2 separate regions of the Mus musculus genome follow, and region 1 is linked to region 2. The links are chromatin loops, found by intact Hi-C in ENCODE. Cell type or tissue: heart. All regions are shown on one strand. Links, peaks and the distances in the headings refer to the core of each region. The heading gives the core; the rest is flanking DNA. Region 1 holds the start of Plcb1 (phospholipase C, beta 1). Region 2 overlaps Plcb1 (phospholipase C, beta 1).

The links. Peaks named below come from ENCODE experiments on the same cell type or tissue, not always from the same donor. Only the 100,000 strongest peaks of a DNase experiment are listed, where the experiment ranks them.
Region 1: a loop joins it to region 2, with 2.4 times the contacts of the local background. A loop is called at or near these places in 2 of 42 quality-filtered maps.

What each region holds. Positions count from the first base shown.
Region 1 is chr2:134,780,882-134,791,633 of GRCm38, reverse strand. Plcb1 (phospholipase C, beta 1) reads right to left here and starts at 5,470. Exons shown (of 32, transcript NM_001145830.1): 1 at 5,003-5,470. The coding sequence starts at 5,101. In heart, for the core only: a CTCF peak has its summit at 5,611; DNase peaks (open chromatin) are centred at 4,923 and 5,523; H3K4me3 peaks cover 1,894 bases; H3K27ac peaks cover 943 bases; H3K27me3 peaks cover 1,333 bases.
Region 2 is chr2:134,859,949-134,870,700 of GRCm38, reverse strand. All of the region lies in intron 2 of Plcb1 (phospholipase C, beta 1), which reads right to left. Among named protein-coding and RNA genes, the nearest start is that of Gm39941, 52 kb to the left of the region's middle. In heart, for the core only: a CTCF peak has its summit at 5,487 (motif pointing right); a DNase peak (open chromatin) is centred at 5,520.

The sequences.
Region 1 (10,752 bases), core at 1,581-9,580, 79 kb after region 2:
TAGAAGCAGGCTAATCTCTCTGAGACTGATACCAGCCTGGTCTACAAGGAGAGTCCCAGGACAGTCAGGGCTGTTATACAAGGAAATTCTATAAAAGGAGGAGAAAAAGAAGGAGGAGGAGGGGAGAGGGAGGAAAAATGTTTAAAAAATGAAAGAGAGGTGGGGAGATGGAGGAAGGGAGAGAGGGAGAAAAGAAGGAGATGGGGGAGAAAAGGAGACTACTCCTTGGAGGTTGGAAGATTAAAAATAAAAATAAGGTCCAAGGTTTGAAACATTGGCAGGCCAGAGGCTGGGGCTAAGGCAGGGGATATTACACAGCTTTGGGTCATTCCTTACCTATCTCCTGTTCAATTGCTGAGTAGCAGTTTCCTCTGAGATTGAAACATTCTATTCTGGAGGGACTGTTTCTTAAACCAAAAGATAAACAACTAAAATAGTTCAGGAAGTCCCTAAAACTGACCAAATTCACCAGGCCACTTACTCCCTAGAGTAAACAATAAAGACTACCAAGACTCACTCTGAGCCAAGCCAAGCTGCAAAGAAAATTCACAGACAAGACCAGCTCCCTGAAAGAACAAGAAACCAACCAAGCTGCCTAGAAGAGGGCTAAGCACCTTGGAAAGAACTCTCTCCAACCTGTTGAGCTGACTGCAGGCTGTACAGTGTGCTCCAGGTTCCCAGCTTTTGTGAGTTGTCACCTATGCTGTGGTAGGCTTGGAGTAATTTCTGCTTCTGCAAGTAACCCTTCACCTACTTTCCGATAAGTAACATTAATAAAAATTACTGTTCACCATGTTGGACTTTAGAGTTATCTGAACTTGCTCTGTCATGGCTCCCTATCTGGGATAAGTAGATATCCCAGTAAAAGTTTGACCTCTAAACACCAATCCAGACAGAAGTCAAAACTCAAGAGAGAAAAGGCTCTCTAGATAAGATGAAGAAAGTAAATTACCATCCACTGTCTACCTCACCACAGCTCCCCTGGAACACCCACAGTACAAAGAATTGACCATGTTCCACCTTTAATTGGGCCATGTGCAAATACAAACTAAAAGGCTATAATTTGATTTTTTTTTCTTGTTACTAATAAAGAGGCAGCTACAATAGGTCAGCTCTTTCTCCTTTCACTGAGTCCAACAAGACAGGATTAGCTTCGATGTTACATTATGTCCCAAATTACTAGTTTTAAATTACTGCAACATTCCAAACCTTCTCCTGACTTCTAAGGGCTCCCAGATCTTCCTTGACACAGCAGGGAGTGTCTGAGTGGGTGCTGCAATGTCTGGGACTGCTCCTGCTCTTGGCCATTTGGTACCTGCTGTCATTGGTTTGTGCCTCTGTCAGTGCCAACCATCCCTAGACCATCCAGGAACAACCTTTCCAAGACTATGGTAAAGAGCCAACAAGTTATGCCTGACATAGCCCTGTCTATGTGACATCTCCCATTCCATATGGTGGCTGGTAAAGCAGGACCAGTGATTATGTTGTGTAGCACTTTACAATCCTAAACAACCCCAACATATCACTTTTAAATTCTCAGTATGCACTGTGATGTCTAATATGATAGTAAAATATCTATGGGATTTGCCCACACTCCCTCCTTATAAACTAGAAAGCAGGATTCTGCTGTTTTCACAGCCAAGCAGGTGTACAAAGGACTTCCAAGTTGTTTGTAGCATTTATTTTTCTTCTAGATAAGGAACCAAAACTACCAGCCCAGAGATTGTCCCACCCACAGGGGGCCTTTCCCCCTTGATCACTAATTGAGAAAATGCCTTACAGTTGGATCTCATGGAGGCATTTCCTCAACTGAAGCTCCTTTCTCTGTGATAACTCCAGCTGTGTCAAGTTGACACAAAACTAGCCAGTACAGATGGGATGTTCCCTTGGGGTAGAAAGAGAGAGTATTCCCCAAAAACTTAAAGAAGAGAAACATCCATAGCTCTGTTACACAAAATCAAATCAGAGACCCTTTCAAACCTGGAGAACAGGAAGGGAGGGAGGGAGGGAGGGAAAAGAAGGAAGGAAAAGAGTAAGTAAGGAAGAAGGTATAAGAACGATTTATTCATTGTCTAACAACAACTCAAAAGAAATGTAAGAATGTGAGTTATCCATTCAATTCTGAGTATTGATGCTTCAGTAAATAACCCCAGAAGATCTAACAAAGCTGCCACTGGGGTGTTTCCAATTCCTAGATGACAAATGCCTCAAACTGTAAGCAGAGACAAAATTAAATTCACAAGCCACTGGACATTTTTGTGAACTAAGAAGCTGCAGTAACAGCTCATTCAAAAACCTTCTCCCTGGTCCTACACAGTGCTGTTTCCCAGAGCAGCGGATACCACAGCCACACTAACTAAGGCCTTGTAAGAAAGGTACACCCTCAAGCCCTACCCCAAAGCTGAATCAGAAACAGGGTAGATCCAGCAATCCCAAGACTAACAGAACTTCTGGATGCTTCTGAGGGGAGAAGGGAAGGGAAGGTTGCTTGATTATAGAGAAATCCCACAGACCATTACATTAAATGTATAGGGGATATAGTATTGCCAGTTCTGTACAAGAGACAACAAAGGTTCAACATGTTTATTTGTCTAAAGTCACACTGCTGAGTGAGAAAAGCCAGACCTCTGGTTCTAGATTTGGTTTTCTTTGTCTGGAAAGTGAAGCTTCATAGAGATGCAATAGAAACAGCCAAACAGATCAAACTGGCTTGTTGCTAAAAGAGGAAACTCAAACTCTAGGAGTACCAGAAAAGGGGATGCTCAGGGACTACAATAGGGATACTAAGAATGTCTCCATGCCTCCTAGCGCACGGATCAAACACAGCAAGAGAGCCAAGTGCCTGCAGGGCACTTCTCTAAAGTCCATTTAATTCCTTCTCTGGGTGCAGTCTGGTTTCTCTTAAGAAGATCTCTGGGCTCCCTCACAATGGGCCTCCTTAGCACAAGCCTCCCCAGGAACTCACTGCTGCCTTAATTGGAGGACTCTGCCCACTTTTCCCTTCTCCTAGGGCTGGCTATTGGCTTCTCCATCATTCCCAGAGCATCATTTGATCATGGTGTTTTGATGATTTTGGATCTCTTCTATTTAGCATATCCAGTCTATAATGGGAGAGATTTTACCCACTTTCTCCATCACCCTCAAAATGTAGTTCAAGGCAGGCACTGATGAAGTGAGTGTGGAACATTTGCTACTTAAATACATATAACACAAATCACCTACCTGGGTATCTATAACCTTCGCTCTCAAAGTTATGTTCTCAAAAACCAGACTTTATGGAGAATTAATAAAATATAGTTTAAAGACCATTAGTAATAAGAATTCCAGAGCTTATGACTAAAATTAACCCTTTTTTACTCTGGGATTCTGCTCTGCTCTCCTCCCCTCCCCTCCCCTCCCCTCTCCTCTCCTCCCCTCCCCGCCCCTCCCCTCCCACCCTATCCCCTCTCAGCCTCTCCCCTCCTGTTCTCTCTCTTTCTCTCCACTTTACCCTTTTCCTCTTTCTCAGATCCACCCCTTTGTTTGCTTTTTACCTAAGGATGTCTATGGATGAGAACATTGCATTTGTTGAACTGCACTCTCCTTTTGTCTTCTTAACAAAAACAATTCATCTGTGTCTGATTTATTGTTTCGATTCTATTCCATTTATAACAGCCTCCGGTCCAATTAGACTGGGACAGAAAGGAGACAAGTGCAAAGCCCTTGGTAAAGAGGGTGTGTTTACATCCTTGCCTCCATCATTTGGTAATTGGCAAGAGATTTCAAGGAGGCTGTGGCTCTGCTCATACTGCAAGTTCAGTTTGCGCTTCCAACTGGACAAAATATAGACACGGATGCACTCATCTAAGTAATTGGATTCACTACCTGGAATATTTAAATTGTTTTCAGACACTGGAAATTGGCTTAAGAAGATTAAAGTAAAATACCCGGAAGGATAACAGGCTGTAATTTACGGAGGTGGGAAATCATTTCAGTTAGAAGACGGGTTCATTCTCCTACAGTTGCTCCTGATAGGAGATGTGTTAATCATTAGGACTGGAATCTCTTTAGATCCTGACAGCTCAGGTTTATTCGGGTGAGTGGTTCTTATCAAACCCATTGGATGACACCCAGGAAGCCACATCGATAGGGTAATGTGCATTCCATTGGAGGTTTCTGTCAGAAGCCTTCAAGTGTTCTGAAGGTAACTAGGGTGGAGGGAAGGGAGAGGTCATAGGAAGTCCTGGAGCCGGCCAGGATCTCTCCTATACAGCAACGGGTGCAAGTAAACCGGAGGGTGAAGTTGTGGGTCTATTTCAAAGTGAAGACCTAAGCAAGCTTGTTTTTCAAAACCTGGCCCTGTCTCTAAGTCCATCCTGCGCTCCTCGGCCCCAACAGCTACTAGTTTGCTCACCAATCCGTTTCTGGTGTGCACCAACAGCCCTTTCTAAGGCCCCTCACTCTGCAGTCAGGCGCTAAAGTTTGGCATCAACGACCACCTGTCGGCTGTACTGCTGTGTCCTCTGCTGCTTGGCCAGCATTTTAAAAAAATGCTCAAGGGTTAGCAGTAACTGCAAGGTTTGGGACCTGGATAGTAGCTAGTACTTCTTGAAAGAGGGCAAAGGAGGTAATAGGATGCCTTAGCTAGCTGAGGTGGTGGGGGATGCATCTAGTACTCTCCAGCGCTATCCAGCTGCTTCTAACTTCATGCTCTTTTCAAACTCTCAGGACCTGTCACTGGGTAAAACATGTCCCTTCGGTTCCACTGGCCCCAAAGACTTAAGTCCCTCAGGAGGTGCTGGCCAGACCCAGCAAAGATGTCAACTCTAAACCCCCTAGGAGGAGGAGAGCGCGCGGAAAGCTGCCACCCTCTACCACCCACCCAGGCATCTGGCAACCTGTGCGCCCTAGGCTGCCCGCTCCCGCTCCAGCGCCCCATTGCATAACGCGCCCCTCGCCCCACCCCCACGCAGCCCGCCCTAGGGTGCCCGGTCCGCACCCCACTGCGCCGCCCCTCACTTACATCATCCCACTTGACGAATTTGGTGCCCTTCTTGAGGCTGTCGGACACGCACACGGGCTTGAGTTGCAAGGCGTGCACTCCGGGCTGAGCCCCAGCCATCTGGGCTCATCGGGGCTCCGGGCGGCCCGGGCGAGCGCAGTGGAGACGGGACGCGGAGCTCCGGGCGCGAGCGGGCTTGGCTCTCGATTCACCAGGCTCTGGGCTTCGCTGCCCGCCGGCCTCCGGCCTCTTGGCCTCCGCACCTCTGGCCCGCGCCGCTTAGTAAGCGGGACGACACGCGAGGGTACAGCAGCCTGCCATGCCCCGGGCGGGACGCAGGATCTGGAGCCCGCGGTGACTGTAGAGCCTCGGGAGACGCGGAGGAGCAGAGCCGGGCAGTGCGAGTCGCCCGCCGCTGGATCCTGCTCGGCCGCCGCCTGGAAGCGCACCATTCAGCACATCCTCTGTGCACAGAGGGAGCGCGCGAGTGACACGCTCCGGTCCCCTCCTCCCTCCGCTCCTCCCGCCCCTGCTCCGCCACCCTCGCTCGCGGTCCTCCTCCCCCAGCTCCCTGCCCAACTTTGCGCGCTGGGTCAGCAACGGGAAGCGGGGACGCAGCGGCACCTCCCGGCTCCCGGGCCCCACTGCAGCCGACGCCTGCGCCGCACACCCTCTGAGCATGCCCGGTGCCCCTAGCCAAGGCTGGCGTTTGGGGGGCTTTCTGGGAAAGATATGGTTAGTGGTTAATCAGATCCTAACCAGTATGTAAAGAAGAACATTGAGGCAGAACGGGGAGAGAGCCCTAGGCTTTCTTTCTCTCTGGTGCTTTCCGGCCTTTTCAAAGAAAGGGTTCTTATTTTGTATAGAGAAGCACTTGAGAGGTTTAGCTCAAGAACTCCAGAGAAAACTTGTCCTGCCAGAAAGTTTGAAGCCTATAACCTAGATGGCCCACAAACAGTGTTTAGGAAATAAAAAGCTCGGGGAGGGGGGCAGCAAAGCTTTTATTCCTTAGAAAGATGAAAGGAGTGGGGCCCAGGGCCTGGGACAGGGTGGGAGTCATATAGAATCATAGGTATAGGGATGTCATCTTCACTCACAAGGTTCATACTGTCGAGTGTTTTAGAGGTTGTAGAGCATCTAGAATCTCCGTCCATCACAAAGGTGGAGGGTGGGGTATAAAGTGGCAAGTATACTTCAGAAAATAACCACTAATAAAGTTAAAGATTTGTGTATCACACAATCCAAAACTTCTGCTCCTAGATGTTTGCTCAAGAGAAAGGAAACCATACCCAAAGGAAACTTGTCCAGCAATGGTAAAGGCAACTGAAACTTGTAAACGTCAAACAATAGGTGACTAAAAAAACAAAGTTTAGTTAAGTTTCTAAGTTCCCCAAACTATTCCATGATGAGAAGGGACAGAGACTCCAGAACATATCCATGATCACACAAAGTTTAAGCCAAACAAGAGCGTGCAACAAGATGCCCTCTGCAGGGTCTGTAGAAATAATCCAGGTATTCTGTGGTGACAGAAAGTAGATCGAACAGGTACCTGTGGCCAGTAGCGAGCAAAATTTGGCATCAAGGGGAACCTTTGAGAATGATGGGAAGATTCTGTACCGGCGTATTTACATTTGACAAACCTTGTACGACTAGACACATAAAATGAGTGAATTTTATTCTAATAAACACTGCCCTAAAGGTTGGTTTTGGAAAAGAAGAAGCAGTATGAAGAAGAGACTCCAGTAAAATGGTTTTAGACGGTCAAGGCACTTGCCAGCAAGCCTAATGGCCAGAGTTTCATCCTCAAACTCCACATGGTAGAAGGATAGAACTGACTCCTCAAAGTTGCCCTCTGACCTACACACCTACACCTTGGTACACTAGGACATGCACACACACACACACACACACACACACAGAGAGAGAGAGAGAGAGAGAGAGAGAGAGAGAGAAGAGAAAGATGGCTTTCAATCTTTTTTCTTTGTGTACTTGGTTTTCAAGTTCTAGTGCTGCAATGAAACACCATGACCAAAAAGCAAATTGGGAAGAGCAGGACTTATTTGGCTTACATGCATCATTGCAGGAAGTCAGGACAGGGCCAGAAACTGGAGCGAGTTGCTGATGCAGAGGCCATGAAGGAGTGCTGCTTACTGGCTTGCTTCGTCATGGCTTGCACAACCTGCTTTCTTATAGTCCTCAGGGATATCACCATCCATAATGGGCTGGGACCTCCCCCATTGATCACTAATTGAAAAAAATAATCCCTTATAACTGGAGCTCATGAAGACATTTCCTCAATGGAGGCTCCTTTCTGATAACTCTAGCTTGTGTCAAGTTGACACATAAAACCAGCCAGTACACCAGGTCGCTGTGGGCCAAACTTTATAAACTCAGCCAAAAGACTACTAAATAGAAATAATCTAAGGGTGAATCCCAGTGGTTTACCTGATATGTATAGAATTCTGGTATAAATCCCAAATGTTACCTAAATATACATTCATAGATCAACAGACAGATGATAGATTATCAATAGATAAGATAAGAAAACCAGCCATATTCTTGGAACTATCATAATTAATGAGTTTGGACTCCTGTTATCTTTGGAGGCCTTGTCTTGATCTTGGAGCAACTTCACACACATACTGACACACACACACACACACACACACACACAGAGAGAGAGAGAGAGAGAGAGAGAGAGAGAGAGAGAGAGAGAGAGAGAGAGAGAGGTGGGGCGACATTAAAAGACTGCCTTGTTTCATTCTGGTCCTGCAATACCAAAGTACATGATGAATCTGATGGCCATAGTACTTCCAAGTAGTGGCTTTGACTCACTAGCTACCTCACAGAAGGCAATGGCCTCAGACTGATCCACATTTATCTTTATCTTCAATGACTGTAATAAGTCTCTTCTTCCAAGGCTCCAGACCATCTCAATTATCCTTACTGCACGCCCTATCAGGTTGTTCTGTTCTGCTCTGGTCTTTCCTTTTCTTGTTTTTTCCTCAATTATTTCATCATCCACTGAAATAATTATTGAGCAGAAAGCTTTAGTTGGAGTACCTTAGAGAGTCAAGATAGACTGGGGCTGCTCCCTAAAAGGTACTATAGAGAAACCTTAGGCCGAGTCACCAGCTGAACGATTCCCAGTCACTCCATAATGGAATCCGTCTTATCCATCAGCATCTCTACCCTTTTTATCTTCAAAGCAAATCCTAAATTGTTTAGTTGGCAACCATGCTTAGTGATGAATTATGGAACTAATTACAATCATTCCATTTTCCTACACTGACCTTTGCCTGTGACTGCTTGAGAGGGTACATAAGGGAGTCAAATCTAACGAATAAGGTGAAGGTTGGGTACTTCAGGGCGAAATCTCTCATATTTATACCCCTTCTCATTCCTCCTCCTTCCCCCTTGCTTTCCATCTCCCCCCTCCTTAGTTTCTCTCCACTGAATATAACAATATAAAAACAAGAAAGAAGAAAATAGGAAAGAAATGAAAAGAAAAGAAAAATAATTTTCTTCCTGGACTCTATAAGGCTCTAAACCAATTTTAGATTTTATGATACTTGTCATAATACATATCTTCATAAGTTCAAATTTATTTTTACTCTTAGCTGATATGCCATATAAAATAATTAACCCTTTGTAGTGGTTAGTTTTAACAATCAACATAGCCTAGAATCACTTGGACAGACAGTCTCCACTGAGTAATTATCTCCATCAGGTTAGCCTGTAGGCAAGTCTGTAATGGGTTGCCTGCCTTGTTAACTGATGTAGAAGGACCCAGTCCACCATAGACAACGCATTTCCTAGGCTGTGTCCTGAGCTGCATAAGAGTGAAGAAAGGTAGTCAAAAGCAAGCAAGCAAGCAAGCAAGCAAGCAAGCAAGCAAGCAAGCAAGCAAGGATGTGCATAGTCTCTATTCTCAATTGTTGATGTGGTTTGATTTATTGCTTGTGTTCCTGCCCCAACTTCCCCAAAATGATAGACTATGATCTAGATCACAAAGCCAGGAACTGATATTGACCCCCAAGAGGTCTGATATTAGAATCCTGACTTACTACTTAGATATGGCTAGTTTTTATCTATTTTAACATCTATACAAATATTCCAAACTCTCTAGAAGCTATATTATGGCCCACAGCCTTCTCTAATCAATTTGTAAGGCAGTGAGGCTTGGTACACTGGAAAAGGCTTGTGTAGTGCCTCCTGATAGTGAGTTATTCCAATTACTAGCTGTGTGAGCATGGAAAAGATGATTATTCCTTCTGAAATGAAATATGCTAGTATGTAAATAATGATGTTAAGGGCTAGTTCCTGGTACTTTTCCAAAGAGTTTTATATCTTTCATGATTTAATCCTCATATTAACCCTATAAACTATGTTTCTCTGTCTTCTATGCTTGAGGAAAATGAGTCAGAGAAACAGGAAATGATCACCCCAAATTTTCTACCAAGTACAAAAAAAGAACCAAAGTTCAAACGAAGGGTATTTGGTCCTGTTGGAGTCCAGGAATAGCCTCACAAGCCACACAAACACCAATCTCAGTCAGAGAGGGATAGTTTATTGAGCATATATCACAGCACTGGTCAACCAGGACCATGGCCCAAATTTGTAAACTGAACCATGACCCCAAGTTAAGATCCTACAGAATTTTTAAGGTCAAAAGCTCCAAACTTCTGTGCCAAGTTATTTCGCCAATCAGGATTTAGGGATAGGGGATTTCCTTAGGAACATGTCTTAATTGTACACTTACCCTGCTCCCACTGAGGTATTTCACTGTGTCAGGGGGCTTGCCTTGTCTAATATTCATGTCCTGACTTGTCTACCAGGATGGGACTTCTCTAACATGCGTGTCTTAACTTGCCAACCAGGGTACCAGTTACCCACATACATGTCTCTTTCTGCCAAGTAGGATGTCAGTTTCCAGAATGCTCATAGGAACTTAAACTTTACTGTACCACTACTCAAAATAGAAGTCTTATTCCAAATAATTTCTTATAGTGGTGCCAATGTCTCTCTTATGTTGGGGTCTAAACCAGGAGAAGCTTATGCCTTAAAAGCTTATACAAAGGAACAGGAAGTGCTCTTGGGTGGTTGGTTCAGGTCCAAGCTCATTATGAGTAACTATACAAGAAAGTTCTATTGACTTTCTTCATGATATGTTTCCAAGGGCACTGAACAGAATATGTAATCAATCTTGGCATTGGAAAGTTTCCTAGTACCAGCAGAAACATGAGAAAGTCTCCTTTTAATGGCAAGCTAACCAAGTAACTATTACCTAGGCCTTAACATTCCATCTAGGCCTTATTCTTTTACCTAGGCCTTAACAAATCCCCAGGTCTGCAAATACAATCACCACAATAATTTATCTGGAAAAGGAATTGTAAAGAGCAAATGCCACCTTGTGTGTTAAGTCACTGCTACATAGCATTAATCAATGGTACTTAACATACATACTTGCAGTTATTCTACAATTACACTAAACTGTCTGTATTAGCCTTAAAATAACTAAATCTTAAAAATAGAACCCTAATTCTGTGGTCTTGTGATTCAGTCAGCTCCATTTTTGCATTGATTCTATAAACTTTAATCAGATCCATTTTCATCTCTAACTTTCTAGAATTGAAAAGCTCCCTTCCCTCATGAATAAATGAGCTCTAATTGCAACTAAGCATCAGGGTTCCTCTGACCTTGTCTTTCTTTAAATAATGGAGAAATATGAAGAAAACCACAGAGGTCCTGCTTTGTAATAACAACAACTG
Region 2 (10,752 bases), core at 1,782-9,781:
ACATGGATATAGTAATACACATCTGCAATCCTAGCACTTGGAGGCAGATGCTTGTAAATGGGAAGTTCAAGACCATGATCAGCTACATATTAATCTGAAGTCAATCTCAACTATGTTAGGCTCCTGCTCAAAAATTGAAAAACCAAAAGTCAATAAATTCAGTTTTAAAATTCTAGTCATGCAATGAAATCTTGTAACCTCACACTAGGTATTGTCAAAAAAGATAACTATCCTTTTGCTCATCATACGTAACTGAATATTTTACCCTCAGCATTAGGTAGGAGTTGTCTCACCAGATCAATTCTTCCAGTATAGCAGTGGCTGTGTTCAAATGACCCTCAGTTTACTAAGTACTAGCTTAAAAGCATAACCAAGCTGGTAGTTCAAATACTCAAAGAGAAATTCTACAGTGTTTCTCTGAAGGTGCAAAAAATTGCATTCTACTTTTGCTAAAATGTATAGTAAGAGTAAAACACATCATGTGTAGTCTTTGGTTTATTTATTAATTGCATTTTGGAATACTTTTCTAAAGGATAAACAAGGCTACCATCAACATAGACCATACACAGCCCAGACTATAGCATAATTACTCATAGATGTCGGCATCAGCTATTTGAATGGTACCAGATCATGGCTGTGGGATCAACAGTGTACCAGACTCTAACAGGGCTTTGAAAAAGAACTATGAAAAGCAGGATGGGGAGCATAAATATCTCCTAGCCATTTCAAAACAAAAGAATGGAATATCCTGGTGAGGAGAGCGAGGCATGCGGAAACCCGTCAAGAGCACTTGAGCAGAAATGACAGCAAACATGAAGGACAAACATCTTACTGTCCTACTTTCAAATTAAGAAGTATGAGGAACTTGTTTTCTAATAGCATCCTAAAAAGATAAAAATAAAAAAATAAAAATAAAAAGCAGTGTGTCAACTTGACACAAGCAAGAATCATTTGGGAATCCCAACTGAGAACATTTTCCCCACCAGACTAGCCAGTGAGCAAGGAAGCCTGGGGGACATAATCTTGATTGATGACTGATATGCCACAAGCCAGCTCACTCTGTGACATGCCACCCCTAGGTGAGTGGTTCTGGGTGCTATAAGCAAGCAGGTTGAGTGAGCCATAGAGAAAAAAAAAAAAACCCAGTTATCTCTACTCCTCCGGGGCCTTGCTTCATTTCCTGCCTCCAGGTTCCTGCCCTGACTGCCTTTATTGATGTACTGTGAAATGGAAGGAAGGGTCTGTAAATGAAGCCTTTCCTCCCTGAACGTTTATGGTCATGAGGTCAATCATCAAGAAACAAGGATCAACAAATGCTGCTGAGGTTGCAAATAAAAGGGAACATCTTATATGCTACGAGTGTAAATATAAACTAGTTCAGGATGTATAGAAATCAGTTAGGAGATTGCAAAAATAACAACAACAACAAAACAAATAAAACATGTCAGATCATACTACTTCTCAGTACATATTCCAAATACTCGAAGTCAGCCCTACAAAGGTCTTGCATATGGATAGTTATTGAAGCCTCATTCATAATAATAGCCAGGTTGTGGAACTAATGGGGGGGTGTTATTTCAGGGAAAGTCAGCTTGATATACCTTCTTCAAGATATCTAACAACAAGGGAATGGATAAAGAAAATAGGATTTATACACACATTGAAAACATTAGCCATAAAAAGTAATGTCATTTTGGAGGTTAAGAATGGGAAGAACATTGGGGTTTGGGTAAGATATGTTAAAAATACATTATACACATGCATGAAAATGACCTTATAACTTTCCATGATAATGGTAATAATAAAATGGGACAATTGTTACCAGAAATAACAATAAATAAAAAAGTTATTTCAGGGCTGTAGTTATAGGTCAATGACAGCACACTTCCCTGGTGTGGTTTCTGCTTCAGCGAGAGTTCTTGCTTTAGCCCTTGCGCCGGCAGCTTTCCACAGTGGACTGCGATTTGGACTTGTAAGCGAAACAAGCCCTTTCTTCCCCTAAACTGCTTTTGGTCAACATGCTTTATTACAACAACAGAAAAGCAAACTAAAACAGAATCGAAAACACCTAATCATCCTTATATCCTGTGCATGTTGAAATAATATATTAGAAGTGTTAGGCTACAAAAATACTTTAATTATGTTTCAATTGCTCTTGTCTTTCCTTAATTTGATTAGTAGAAAATTTAACATTCCCTATGTACAGGAAAAAAAGAAATTAAAAAAAAGCCATATCCTAGAAGGCTAAAATAACCCAAGGAGAAGGAGGAAGGCTATGTCACAAAAGGATCAAGATCAAAGGGTCCTGGTACCCTCAAACTGAAAAACCCAGAAGATATGGAGCAAGTGCCTATATTGTTTAAAGATTCTGATTTTTTTTTTTTACTGGTGCCTGCTTCTCCCTGTGTGCATAGTGTAAGTTCTCCCTCCCCCACTACTGTGTACAACATGCACAGACACAACAAAATGTCCAAGGGGAAATGGGACCAGGCTGAGGCCAAACAATCCAGCATACCACAGGCAGCATAGAGCAGGATGCCAGGGCAGCATGAAAGCCAAGGGAATCTATGCAGTAGCACTTCAAAGTTCTGGGTCACAGTGAGAAGAGAGCTTGTGACAAGAGACTACAGTGACACCACCCATAAGGTGTCACAATGACCAAAACATATACCTCAAGGATCTCGGAAGATGTGGCTTTAGTATCAGTGGAAAAGAAGTTCATCAATTAGTCAGTGATCGGTACTAGAACAAGAATGTAAATCACGGTGCACCAGGAATCACTTTGTCATGAGCGGCATGGAGAGGAAAACCCTAGTACAGGTGAGAGGTAAAGAAACAGAAGCATTAGGCTCGAAAAGACTATGAGACAGGTTTATTGGGAACCTCGGGCACTGCTTTATTAGTAACTGGACTGCTTGAAAGTAAGGGAAAGTGTGAAAGAAACTCATTTAAGCAAGCACCCAATGTGTCCGTCGGAGTGGTATATCCTTCAGAATACTCCTTCCAAGTCGCCCAGGCAGATGTGAGACAAGAGGTTCATGAAAATATTGCCGTTCTCAATACCGCTTCCTTCAAGGAACTTTCTCAGGTCTCGGTGGTGACTGTGTTCAGTCAAGCTGAGCTAAGCTAGCCCACTGTGCTTGTCACTTCACACTTAAATCAAAGGAGCCAAGTAGCAAAGTGTGGGCTTTGTAATACCAACAGAAAAAAATTATATATATATATATATATATATATATGTGTGTGTGTGTGTGTGTGTGTGTGTGTGTGTATTTGAGCATGCCAGAAGTCCATCCCTGAAGCACAGAAAGGATTTGAAGTATGTAAGATACAAGCTATGAAGTAATTAAAAGCTATCACATTTTTTAATATCTGAAGATATTATGAACCCCAATAGCAGCTGTAATTTGAAAATGTATAAATCTACTCTCTTCGTGAGAGGCATAAGGAACATGTAATACCATGAAATATTCAGTGGAAGTAGAGCATAGTGCCCAACTATGCAAATTAGAGTTTAAAAGAAAGCATCCAAGCCAGGCATGGTATTTTATGTCTGTGATCCCAGGTCTCATGAGATTGAAGCAGGAGGATCATGAGGTCATAGCCACTCTGGGGATACATAAACAAGCTGGGTCACATAGCATGACCCTTCTTCAAACAGCATCCCTGTCTGTAGTATATGAATACTCTTCATACCCTGTTGGAAAAAACAACTAAAATCCAAATAAGAAAATTAGGGCATGTCCATTCCCTATGACAATATTGATAGCCAGCATTTGTCATTAAGTTTGTAAGTGGGACAGAGGGAGCCTGTTCATAAGGAGACACAAACTGACATTCCTGGGAATGTAACACCAATATGCTTAGAGACAGTCATCAGAGATTTGGGATTAGGAATCCAGCAAGTGTTCAAATAAAACAAAGTACTGCTCAGATAAAGGTGGTTTTTCAGGGATATAGAAGAGACTGTTCATTGTTTTTGTTCTTTGTATACAATTGATGTTTCTACAGCAAATTAGATTTTGAAAAGAGATAGAATATAAAGCAGAAGCCAGAGATTCCACCCCACCCCCCAAAAAAAACCCAATAATATACCATTTATAATTTCAAGTGTGTAAAATTCCAAACCAGGCAGGACAAACCCAATCCAAATCAAGAGTGGTCTATTTTAATAAGGCTGAACAATGACGAAAGGTGGTCCATTCCTTAATCTGAAAAATGTGGCAGGCTTGCGTAGAACTTGAAAGATATTTTGAATGGTACATTAGTAGATCTTTTGCTTTTAAATATGTACATTAAGAACAAATGGCCAAGCTATGTCACAGATATCTAAGTGTTGGTTATTACTGAATTCATTAAATAACACATTTACGATGTCAGCTCTAAGAGCATGCTCTATGTTTCACAACACAAACATTTTAAAATAGAGTCTTGATCTCAACAGCACCACGAAACATATGTCTTGGAAGAACACTTCCTTTTCTTGATCATATTTTGTCTCAAGATCAAGGTATTTGTTGAAGACCGGGAAGCAAACTGCATTGGGTAACCCTATAGCTCACCCTTGAAGATAGCTCCTAGCATTTCCAACTCATAGAAAATGACACCATGGCTCAGAGGAGTTATGTCACTTACCAAATGCTACCATGATGATCAGAAAGAATTAGGTCTACACCCACGTGGCTCAGAAGCCTATGTAGGTGTTTCTGTTTCCCCAGAATGATTTCCAAAGCAAGCAAAGAACAAATGTGCCAATTAAGTTACATGTTTATTGTGCATTAAGCAAACTGTTTTGTGTAAATTTTTGGTGTTTGTTTCTAACCAAAATAGCTCAAAATGACAACAATCTGAAACTGTATTCAACAATCTACATTGAAAAAAATCCACTGACCTCCCAAATGATAACTATCACTTTAATTCATCTGCTGAATCTATCGTTCTTGTGTTCTCTACAATATAACTACTGCCTCAGAAGCAAGGATTTCAAGGGGTCATGCTGATTCCCCATCTAGAGGGGAAAGCATATTGAATCATTGAAGAAGAGTTCACTGTAGCAAGTTATGGATGTCCACTCCATTTAAAACCTGTTTGTACAATATACCTTCCTGAAGAATAGGTTCTACAGGCATGCATCTGAATTGAGTCACTACTAAGAACGCACACACTTGCTGAATTCTACAAGTATTTGGCTACATGTTTATACACTCAGAACACAAGCCTTTCCCATGGAATTTAACCAAGAATTTTGTGCCCTGGGAAATGAAGAGACCTGGACTTCATTCAACAAAAGCAAATGTGCACATTAAAACAAGTTTAATGCTCAATTGCCAAATTTCAAAAGTTTATAGACATTGCAATCAATAAAAAAGACATTCTTCTGTTTTCTGAAAGGAAAAAAGTGGAGGGGGAGAAAAGAGAAAAGAAAGACCAAAAGGTCAATGTTGGGACTCTACCAAGCCTTCAGGCAGGACTTTACACGGGTGTTCCTCCAGATGGCAGGCTTCCAAGGAGCTTGCCAACTTACTGGCCTTGCTCGGGCGGGACGCAGAGGTCTTCCAGCTTGTCCTAGTAGAACTGTGAGACAACATAAATGTTTGAAGAAAGCTTAGCAGTTGGGAGCTTATTGGGTGAAACACCTCAGAAGCACCGTATTACAATCTCTGCCACAGAAATGTGACCAAGTCCTAACATGGAACACAGGTAAAAAACGCATGATGCCAGGGCAGAACTGGAATTCCATTTAAAAGAGGCACTGCCAGGAGCTCCAGGAAAGGTGAAGTGTTTACCAATCATGGGAACTGGACCAAGTTGTTTGATTTAGAATAGCCAACATATAAATGGAGGCATGTATGTCACTCATGGGTACAATGGTAATTTAACTAATCAAATGCTATAGTCACAGCATGTTAACATAAAGATTGCACACCTTTACTTGTTGTCTAGTTGAACAAAACATTAGCAGAGGGGGTGGGGGGTGGTATATAGAGAAAGATGGGAAATTTCTCAGAGACTGCTAACATGGAGAGGGACAATCCACTTGTAACTAACTTCAGTGTTTCAGATATGTACTGAAAAAAATTGTTCTTTAGAAAGGACCCTGATATAGCTGTCTCTTGTGAGACTATGCCGGGGCCTAGCAAACACAGAGGTGGATTCTCACAGTCAGCTATTGGATGGATCACAGGGCCCCCAATGGAGGAGCTAGAGAAAATACCCAAGGAGCTAAAGGGATCTGCAACCCTATAGGTGGAACAACATTATGAACTAACCAGTACCCCGGAGCTCTTGACTCTAGCGGCATATGTATCAAAAGATGGCCTAGTTGGCCATCACTGCAAAGAGAGGCCCATTGGACTTGCAAACTTTATATGCCCCAGTCCAGGGGAATGCCAGGGCCAAAAAGTGGGAGTGGGTGGGTAGGGGAGTAGGGGGGGGAAGGTATGGGGGACTTTTGGGATAGTATTGGAAATTTAAATGAGGAAAATACCTAATTTTAAAAAAAAGAAATATAAATTAAGACGTACAAATTCTTCTAAGTGTATAACTCTAATCTTGGTAAGAGACAAGAAGATACTTCATGAAATGGCTACAATTTTGTCAAATCATTGAAAGACAACAATTTTCACATAGAGACTTGGAAAGTTTGAATAGAATAAAATCTTTATATCACAGTGTACGTGCAGGACAACAGAGACCAAGGAAGTCTTGAAACATAGTTGGAAGAAATAAATTATGTCCACTAAAAATTAAGGCACATGGGAGACAGACTTCCTTAGAGTTGAAAGGATGGAAATGTGTCATCCAAGATTTCTAAATCCAGGAACAGAGAAAATCATGTAATGAAAGTAAAATTTTGTTTATAGACCTGAGCAACAGCAGAAGATACAGAAAGCTATACTGGCTGAAGAAAAATGAAATGAATATTCAAGATGAAGAGCCAATGTATGGAGTAACATGTTCTGAAGACATGATTTTCCTATTTTAAAAAAGTAATATGCAGTACTATCTAAAGCAAAATTATAACAAGCATCTTATTGGGCTGAGATATAATTAGCAAGAACCAGGCAAATAGATTCTGATATGACTTGATTCAGTATTAATGCTGTCTTGGAAAATGGCAATAAATTGAGGGAAGATTACAAAAAATTGAACCTGAATTTTCCCAATGTTGATTTTTTTTAATTCAGTCTAAGAAACTAGGCCAATAGACACTTGAGACATCTCTATGTAGATGTGTGTGGAATGTGACATTTTCAGATCTTGTTAAGTACTGAAACTCCTGAATATCACCTCTGACCCAAATCTTCTCTTATAATACAAATTCCATAAGTACATTTAGGCTGATCTTTGCCATTTCAATCCAAATGGAGAACCATTCAGTGATCCATGTTCAGCAAGAGATCCCAGCCCATGATCATAAGGCCAGTGACAGACTAGCCTCATAAGAGTGTGTCTCATCCTCATTTTAAATGCAGGTCAAAGAGCCAGGATTGAGCCTTCTATGACAGTAGACAGGTACAAGTTTGTCTTTATTTTGAAACATACAGAGGTATAAACCAAGGTTCAAGGATTTTACAGACTTTTCCCAACTTTCCACTTTGTGTATTCTTAGTAAGAACTAGCAAGTGGCAGTTAAGTGGAAGGAAGAGAAGAGGTGAGAAGGAAGAAGAGGAGGGGAAGAGGAAGAAGAAAAGGGGGAGGAGGAACAGGAAGAGGAGAGAAGGGTAGTGATGATCTACTATGAGACTATCAGAAAGCCAATAAAGCTTCACTCAGTAGCTCTGGCTACCATCATCATGACAGGTGCAAATTCCTGTACTCTGACCAAGATGCGCAAGAGTACTGCATTTACTCACAGTTCTGGAGGATAGAAGTCTCAACTGAAAGACACACAACAGCATCATTACCCCTTCAAGGATCTAAGGGAAAATGCTACTTTGTCTCTTCCTCAAAATTCTTCATATTCCTTGGCCAGTCACCACACCACACCAACCTGCAAGGCCATTCTCACATTCCATATGCTGTGTTCCCTATATGTCCTCTTCTGCTCATATGAAAACACCAGCCATGAGATTTAAAGCAAAATCAAATCCAGTAATTTTGTATCAGTTAACTAATAGCATCCATGAAACCTGTATTTCTAAATAAGGTTACATTTTGAGTTCTAGGCAGGTATGAATTTAGAAGAAGGCACTGTTCAAGCCATTATATCCTTAAAGTATGAGTAATTCTTACTTGTTTATACCCAAACCAGACTTAACACTTTTTATAAAACTATTTATCTTGTATTTGGGTAGCACTTGTGGATTTCAAATCCAGGTTCCTTCATTCGAGCAACACTATACATAATTTAGGCCTGAATTATTCTCCTCCGTTTTCAGTGATAAAACCAAGAGTTTATAAAAACCATTTATCCAACTCAGGGCAATGCCACATCTGAAATAATCAGAGATCAGAATACATGACTTTGGCTCAGTGTACATACCTGTATTTACTACCCTTGAACAGAAGAACTCTGCATTCATCAAGCGTGTGCTGTTTTATTCTGTACTAGTTATTATTGTATTTAGCATGTGAATAAAGATATTAAAAATTAATTACCCCTCTTAAAGTAATTTCCAACCAACTTTCAATGTACTATAAGCTCCATTGTGTGATTTGTGTTATAATTTTGATGTGTATCAGACTTATTACATGGTAATTCAGATTCTTGTCCAGCTCTCTGATAATGACACTATCATGTGAGAAGCAGTCAATGAGCCATCTTCTTACTTTACATTCTAAGAATTAAAAAAGACTGGCAAAGATGGAAAATTGAATTGTTGTTTAAAGTGTAGAGAATTCTGTCCATACAACATTAACCTCTGCCTGGCTTAAAAAGATTTAAAGATATATGTATCATAACTCAATAAGCCAGAGTTTGGTAAGTTAAGTATACCATTTAAGTACTGCCTTCCTGCTACAGAGCAGCCAAGGAACCACTCAGGACTGTCCAAGCTTCTCACCTGTGATCAATACCTGCTCTAGGACCTTTGCTTGTGCCAATGGGTCCTCTCTATATGAGCCAGAACTCTAATAACTACTACCTACTATAAAAGTGCATCGTTAATACAGTAACTTATCCATGCACTCATATAATCTTACAACCCCAAAGGGGGGAAAACAGCATTTGTGAAAATGAAACAAAGGAAAGTAAATTATTCCAACAACATATGTATCTCAATATGTTTGTCTGGCCTTAAATTTCTCTAGAAGAAATGAAGCTGTCAAATGTTCACATCCAGAGAGCAAGCCTCACTGACAGAGGTGACTCGAAACCTCATTGATGTATCCCTAGAATTCTGGCACAATAAATAGTTTTCAGTAACTTTCTGAGCAAAAGTCACCTTTACAAACAAGGCAACTGGACTCCTAAAATCTAGTGCATATTAAAACTCAGAGACAGCTAAATATATGAACAATAGAGTGAGAGTGAAATGAACTTGGGGTTATTTTAAATGTTTCCTTTTCAATATGAATGCATGCTAAGAAATTTGAGACATGATGGACACATGGAGCCAACTCATGGACCAACCTCAAGCTCCATGGAACTTAGAATACTCAATGGCTTGGAACTGACCCTGCCGGGAACTGGCCATTCATCACCTGTTTCCTGTGACAGTCTAGATTGGCTCTAGCTGGCCAACTGTTACTATTATCAATACTTAGATACGATTTGCTGTGTACCAAGGTATTCTGTAAGTATTTGACTTGAAGAATAACTCTGAGAAGTAGGTATCATTACTTTTTTATTTCCAGTTCACTCAAGAGGAACCTGAGAGCATAAAGAAAACTGTCCCAAAGCCTCGGGGCTAAATGGAAGAAACCGGGGAATGCAGTCTGGTTGCAGAATCAACACTCAACTATACATCCTTTAATGCACACAGACAGGTCCATCTATAAGATGCTCCCAAAAGATGTGGATGCCGTGCACCCATGCTCCAGCCTTGGAATAGCAGGGACTTATGCTCAGCTCCTCACAAATGAAAGCAGAGCTGAGGATCTGTCTGTGTGTACCAATAAGCACACTCTGGGGTATTTAATGGATTAACAATGCACTTTGATAGTGAATGCATCCACTTTTAACTCCCCTCAAGATCCTCAGCTCTGAATTTTGCTATTGACAGATCTCTTCAGTTCCTCGTTAAGAAGTTTTAGGTCATGAGTACAAATCCCAGCAATTTCTCCCTAGCCTTCCTGTCATCTCACTTCACGAAGCCTCTTTCTCTTCACTTGGAAAGCCCTCAGTGGTGCTTCACTTCACCACAGGAGAAGCAGGTACTCCTCTCAGCCTATCTCTCCCTCTTGAGTCAATTTCTTTATCCTCCCTTGAGTTTTCATTCATGCCAATTAATCTGGTCACCTTTCCTTTAACTCTGACATCTCCTGGGACTCTAACTGGACTTTGCATACACTAACTGGGAGTTGACATACTGAAAAACATTTAGACCCAGCATACACATTCTTCAATCAGAATTGTAACATGCTATGGAAATATTCCAGTTGTTTTAAGAAAATATGAGAACTAGAGAAAGAGCTCAGGCAGTACTTCTTGCTATGGAAGCATGAGGACCTGTGTTTGATCCTCAACACCCATGTATAAAACCAAGCATGTGGTACACGCCTGTGATTCTAGCCCTTTTTGGTCAGAGATGGATGGATTCTCGGAGCTCAGTGGCTAACTAGTCTTGCCAAATTGATGAGCTGCAGCTT